Linked DNA regions of Homo sapiens: region 1 is linked to region 2. A link is an interaction called in ENCODE POLR2A ChIA-PET data of the cell type or tissue named here. Cell type or tissue: Panc1. All regions are shown on one strand. Links, peaks and the distances in the headings refer to the core of each region. The heading gives the core; the rest is flanking DNA. Region 1 has its middle 11 kb from the start of IFT57. Region 2 has its middle 1.9 kb from the start of HHLA2.

What was found. ChIA-PET counts read pairs that join two places held together with the same protein. Peaks named below come from ENCODE experiments on the same cell type or tissue, not always from the same donor. Only the 100,000 strongest peaks of a DNase experiment are listed, where the experiment ranks them.
Region 1: POLR2A ChIA-PET joins it to region 2 with 18 read pairs; 7 of 35 experiments call an interaction of 5 or more read pairs at or near these places.

What each region holds. Positions count from the first base shown.
Region 1 is chr3:108,231,502-108,234,422 of GRCh38, reverse strand. No RefSeq gene overlaps it. Among named protein-coding and RNA genes, the nearest start is that of IFT57, 11 kb to the right of the region's middle. In Panc1, for the core only: no CTCF peak of the experiment used is centred there; no DNase peak of the experiment used is centred there.
Region 2 is chr3:108,293,229-108,296,149 of GRCh38, reverse strand. No RefSeq gene overlaps it. Among named protein-coding and RNA genes, the nearest start is that of HHLA2, 1.9 kb to the left of the region's middle. In Panc1, for the core only: no CTCF peak of the experiment used is centred there; no DNase peak of the experiment used is centred there.

The DNA of each region.
Region 1 (2,921 bases), core at 141-2,640, 62 kb after region 2:
AAGTAAAGTAATCCCCACACTAGGTTTCTAGCCTGTGGAGTAAGAGCTGTTACAGCGGGAACAGCCAAATGGAAACCTCTGAAACTGCCATCCCAAAGCAGTGAATAAATAACAATATAGTATCACCTGGAGAGGCAAGGCAAATATATGTGACAGCATTAAAGATCTGAAGGATGCAGGAATCGTGGTTCCTATTGTATCTCTATTCAATTTGCTACTTTGGCTCCTTCAAAAACCAGATGGCTCCTGGAGAATGACTGTAGACTATTACAGAATCAACCAAGAAGTATCCTAGTTTGTAGCTATTGTGCCCAGCGTGGTATCCTTGATAGAACAAATATGTCCTCAGATACACATTATGCAGGCACTGATCTAGTGAATGCATTCTATTTAAGCCCAATCAGGAAAGAGGATCAGAAACAGTTTGCATTCACAGGAATAGACACTATCTATTTAAAGTTTTCCTCAGAGCTGTGTTAACTGTCCTGTCCTCTGTCATAACAGAGTCCGAAGAGATTTGGACCTCCAGGACATTCCATAGAACATGACACTGCCCCATTATATCTGTGACATGATGCTGATTGAGTGGGAGCAAGAGGTGATTAGTATGCTAGAGGCCTCGGTAAGACGCGTGCACTCTAGAGCATGAGAAATTAACCCAACAAAGAGTCAGGTGCAGTCACTTCAGTTAAGTTTTGGGGATGCAGTGATTGGGGGCCTGCTGAGACAACCTCTCCAAAATAAAAGACAAACTATTGTATCTTGCATCTCCTACACAAAGAAAGAAGCACAGCATTTTGAAAGCCTTTCTGGTTTCTGGAGGTAACAGATTCCAAACCTAAGAATATTGATCTGGCCCATATATAGGATGATGCAGAAGGCTGCCAGCTTTAAGTGGGAGCCCTTAGACTGCATGGCAGCATAAAGCAAGCACTTCCACCCAAGCTTGCTTCCCTTTACTCTTCACTTGTGAACAGCCTTGCATCAAAATCTGACTGTGGTCCCTTCCCATGTTCTATCCCAGGCAAATAGCCTAATAAAATTTTTACATATCTAATCCCATTTTGGCCTCTGCTTCTTGGAGGACCCAACCTAACATAAATACTTTGAGAAAGGTCACAAAAGATAAAAGAATAAGAAATCACTGCTTTTTTTTTTTTTAAGAGGCTATAGAGGAAACAAAAGGGAGGACTAAAATTTACAGTATGAAGAGAGGATAATTATATAGGGTAGGACAAAATGACGACAGAATATGTGTAGCATTCCTATCATTAAATTTTCTCCAGTTTCAACTGGGGAAGACCCCTTGTCTGGCATGAGGGGTTAATCATAGGGCCATTAGCATGACTTTAGTGGTATTGACTGCAGAGCCAGACAAAGGTGTAAAAGATACAGAATCCAATCAGCCACCATTAAAATATCATTAAGAATTGTGACTCAGCCAGACAGGAAGATTGTTAAATAAATGTTTCAAACAGATAATAAAGGATTAATACAGGAAGTTAGTTGCTGCCTGGGTAGAGGGTTGCAATCTCAAATCACAGGAAAGTAATTTAACTAATTTTATTTAATTAGGTGATTTAAGGGCCAAACTTGAACCTATATGAAAACAATTTAGTCTTAAAACTATGAGCATAATATTCTCCTTTTAATGATGACTATAATAAAGGGTCAGCAAGTCTGTTTCTTGATAGGAAGCACCATCCTGGCTATATGCAGCCACCTTAACTCTTGAATTCTAGTCAGAGATCTCTGGGCTATAAGCAATGTCAGCTTGTTGGATAGTTACTTTACCTTGGTTGTTATTTATTTATTTAAGACAGAGTTGGTTGGTCTTAACTGGTTGTTGCCCAGGCTGGTCTTGAACTCCTTAGCTCAAGAAATCCTCCTGCCTCAGCCTCCCAAAATACTGGGATTATAGGCATGAGGTACCATGCCCAGCCTATCTTGGTCATTATTTATTGATCTGGTAACCTCACCTCATTTCAGATGATAAAACAATTCCCCAGTAGAGGCAGATGTACCAAGAGAGTAGCGCAGTTTATGTTCCAGGGAGCTTTACTTGCATGCTCCCTTCCAAAGTACTGTAGCTGATTTCAAATTCAAAATTTGGTATTTTTTATTAAAAATTATGCCTCCCTCACCCCCACCCCTACCAACTGTATAAGCTTCAAGCCCCACAAAGCCTGAATCTGTCCCTGGCGTTTACACAGCAAGCTAAGAAAACTGAATATTGTCCTGAATAGGGGAACCATGTAAGAATGTCGGGTAGTACAGAGGCATGTCCATATTTGCATTTCAGGAAGATTACTTTGGGAACAATGTAGACAAAAGACTGAAAGAGGGGTAGATCTGGAGGGAAAACTATAAGGAAGCCGTCATTGTATTCCAAGCAAGAATAAAGATCTTTTGCTTTTTATTTTATAAAAAAAGTTGGTGTTTCCTTTGAAAGAGCAAGATCCTCTGAGGCATTTCTAATTTTACTTATAAAAGCTCCCTCTTCCCATTTCAGAAGTATTATTCTTCCTTCAAGAAGCTGAGGAGATTAAAATCTTTCACAGTGTAATAGTCTGTTCTTGCCTTCAGAAAGTAAAATATGAAATTTTCATACTCTACAGTGCTAACTTACTAGCATAAGGAAAATAGCAAGTGTTTGTTTTAAAATAAAATGTCAATGTAATAATAAAAAAAATGAGTTCTTCTGTGACCTTCTTAGCCCAATAAGAGACTCAGATAGTACACACTGTATCCCTGGATGATATGCTCAATATTATCTATTAAAAGTATATTTAGAGTATATATTTCAAGATTAAATACATTTATAGTTCATCTTAAAAAATAAATGTACAGTAATCAAGAAGACTGAGAGAAAGGAAAAGGTGGGTTGTTCTACCAAAGAGCAAATCTTACTCTAAAGCCAC
Region 2 (2,921 bases), core at 163-2,662:
AAGTTCATCTGCACCTACAATTCCCATTACAGTTCTGGTCGCTAGAACACCCAAGCTTAAACTCAACTTCAGAGAAATAAAGACCTCTCTGAATTCCACATGGAAAGTTGGGCAGTGCCCAGCCTCTATGCTGTCATATCATTTAATCTCTCTCTCCCTCAGTGTCACATGCATGGCATGCATGCACATACAACAGATGCTAAGAGTCATGCTTTACTCACTATTGTATCCCAAACAACTACCACTTACTTACTAGCACATAGTAGCTGGTCAATATCTGTTTGCTGAGTGCATGGGAGCAAAAGTTACAAAGTGAACAAAAATTACCTTAGGAGGACAATAAACAGGACCCTTCTGTCTGGAACAAAGGATGCCATCCAAGCCTTGGCACAGCACACAAATCCCCTGATCATATAATCATAGGGCCCTGTCTAGCTTTATAGCCTTTCGGCATTACTCACCACATCAACGTTAACCTCCTGCCACACATGCACACTCAGGGGAGAGGGCAAAGTACATTTGGGGAACTCCCCCTCCTCTTCCCCATCTCTTCCTTGACTTCCTTCTTCTCTAGTCAGAGTCATCCATAGTGAGCCTTCTGCTGCCCACTGGAAACTGGGTTGAAAGCGCCAGGGCTCTTCCTAGAATCCCCAAAGTCACCCACGCCAACGTTTTCTTTTTTGTTTGTTTTTGTTTTTCGTTTTTTTTTTTTTTTTTTTTTTTGAGACAGAGTCTCTTTCTGTCGCCCAGGCTGGAGTGCAGTGGCACGATCTCGGCTAACTGCAAGCTCTGTCTCCCAGGTTCACGCCATTCTCCTGCCTCAGCCTCCCGAGTAGCTGGGACTTTCAACCCAGTTTCCAGTGGGCAGCAGAAGGCTCACTATGGATGACTCTGACTAGAGAAGAAGGAAGTCAAGGAAGAGATGGGGAAGAGGAGGGGGAGTTCCCCAAATGTACCTTGCCCTCTCCCCTGAGTGTGCATGTGTGGCAGGAGGTTAAAGTTGATGTGGTCAGTAATGTCCAAAGGCTATAAAGCTAGACAGGGCCCTATGATTATATGATCAGGGGATTTGTGTGCTGTGCCAAAGGCGCCCGCCACCACGCCTGGCTAATTTTTTTGTATTTTTAGTAGAGATAGGGTTTTGCTGGGGTTCCTGGTTTAGCCAGGATGGTCTCAATCTCCTAACCTCGTGATCCGCCCGCCTCGGCCTCCCAAAGTGCTGGGATTACAGGTGTGAGCCACCGCGCCCGGCCGCCAACTTTTATCATTAATAAGATCTATTATGAAATGAAATCAAAATCAAACTGGGACTTAAAAGATGCAGGCAATCCCTGCTTTCACCTCTGAATCTCCATGGCCATGTAGTTAATGGTACATCACACCACTGTAATATTAGTTTAGGGAAATAGCAGAGCTCCTAAAGCATACACATGAGGAGAGCAGACTCTCACGGAATTTGAAAATAGAAGAATTACATATTTTTTGAAGATTTTTGAAGTTTTAGGAAGAAATGCCGTATGCATACAAACATACCTGTTATGCAGAGATTGTTCAAGCTGAAGGTAAAAATAGAATCACGGTTTTAAATAATATCAATGGCTGAGGAAGGAAAGAACAATTTCTCTGAGATTTATGTCACAGAGAAAGTGGCTATGATATGTATGCCATTATTGAAGACTAGATCAACAGTTTTAGGTTACAAACCTTTCCCTTGCAACATATTCTTCATTTCAGGAAGGGGTACCTGAAAGGAAGTAGGATGAACCATTAGGACCCTATATTAGGGGAACCTGTAGGGCCACTGCTTGCAAGAGCTCAACTGTTAGGCTTTGGGATCTGTTACCATTTCAACACCACTTTTGGTTCTCTTCTGCAAAGTGCCTCCACGATGTCTTCAAGTGACTGGGAGAAGAAACGGCATATGAAATATGGTTAATCCTGATTATATCTATGCACATGTACCTACACTAAGGCTCAGGGGAGAATTTAATGTTGGCATTGAACATTTATTAAGTTGGCAAATGTTCTGAGGAAGTAAAAAGTATAACTGTCATGTAACTTGAGGATGTGAGAGCAGCTACCGGTTGCATCCTCAGATCAAATAGGGCTGAAATTAGTCATCCAACTGGAGTCTTTCAGTTGTCGAAATACTGCAGAAGAAAGTGAATTTAAACTCTAAAGCTGAGAGGTGGACAGACATGGCTAAAATGTAGATCTTAAATTGGTCTGACAGGGAGATAAGGAATTACGGTCCTCATATATTAGGCATTTACTGAATCAGTTCAATCAATATTTATTTCCAGCAAAAAAGTCTCCTAATATTTCAGCTATTAAAAACCTTGAGGTGTTAAACTCACATATTCATTTTCCAAGATGCTAAGTGTGGTGCCTGTCATCATTTGTGCATGTCATGCCTTCCTGGCCCATTGTTGCTGTGAAAGGACATAAAGTAATTTAGGCCTAGGCATTAAAGTGGAATTGGAAGATCAAGAGAGGACTGCACTCATACCTGCTAAATGTTAAGCCACAGAAGGTTCCAACAGACTTGGATAACACCTTAAGTCAGAATCCACTGGACTTCAACATCTCTCAGCTGGGAGTACCCTAATTAACTAACAATTCAGAACAGCTCTGCAATTTAGGATTTCTGTCCAGCCAGTGAATTGCCCCTCAAAACAACTTTTTCAAGAAATCTCCTATTAAAAACCTGAACTTGCCTTAAAGGACACTATTTAGTGTTGCCCTAATTCAGTGTACCTGAATTGCAATTCTTTTTTTCCCAAATATACTCTACTTTCTTTGGCATCTGTGTTGATTTTTTTCTTAGTTAATGTAACAACAGAACTGCCACATCAGTGCAGGGACTTCCTGAGGCCTTCTAGATGCTCTCTGTGATCTATTCTTAGTTCTCTGTTTTCCTG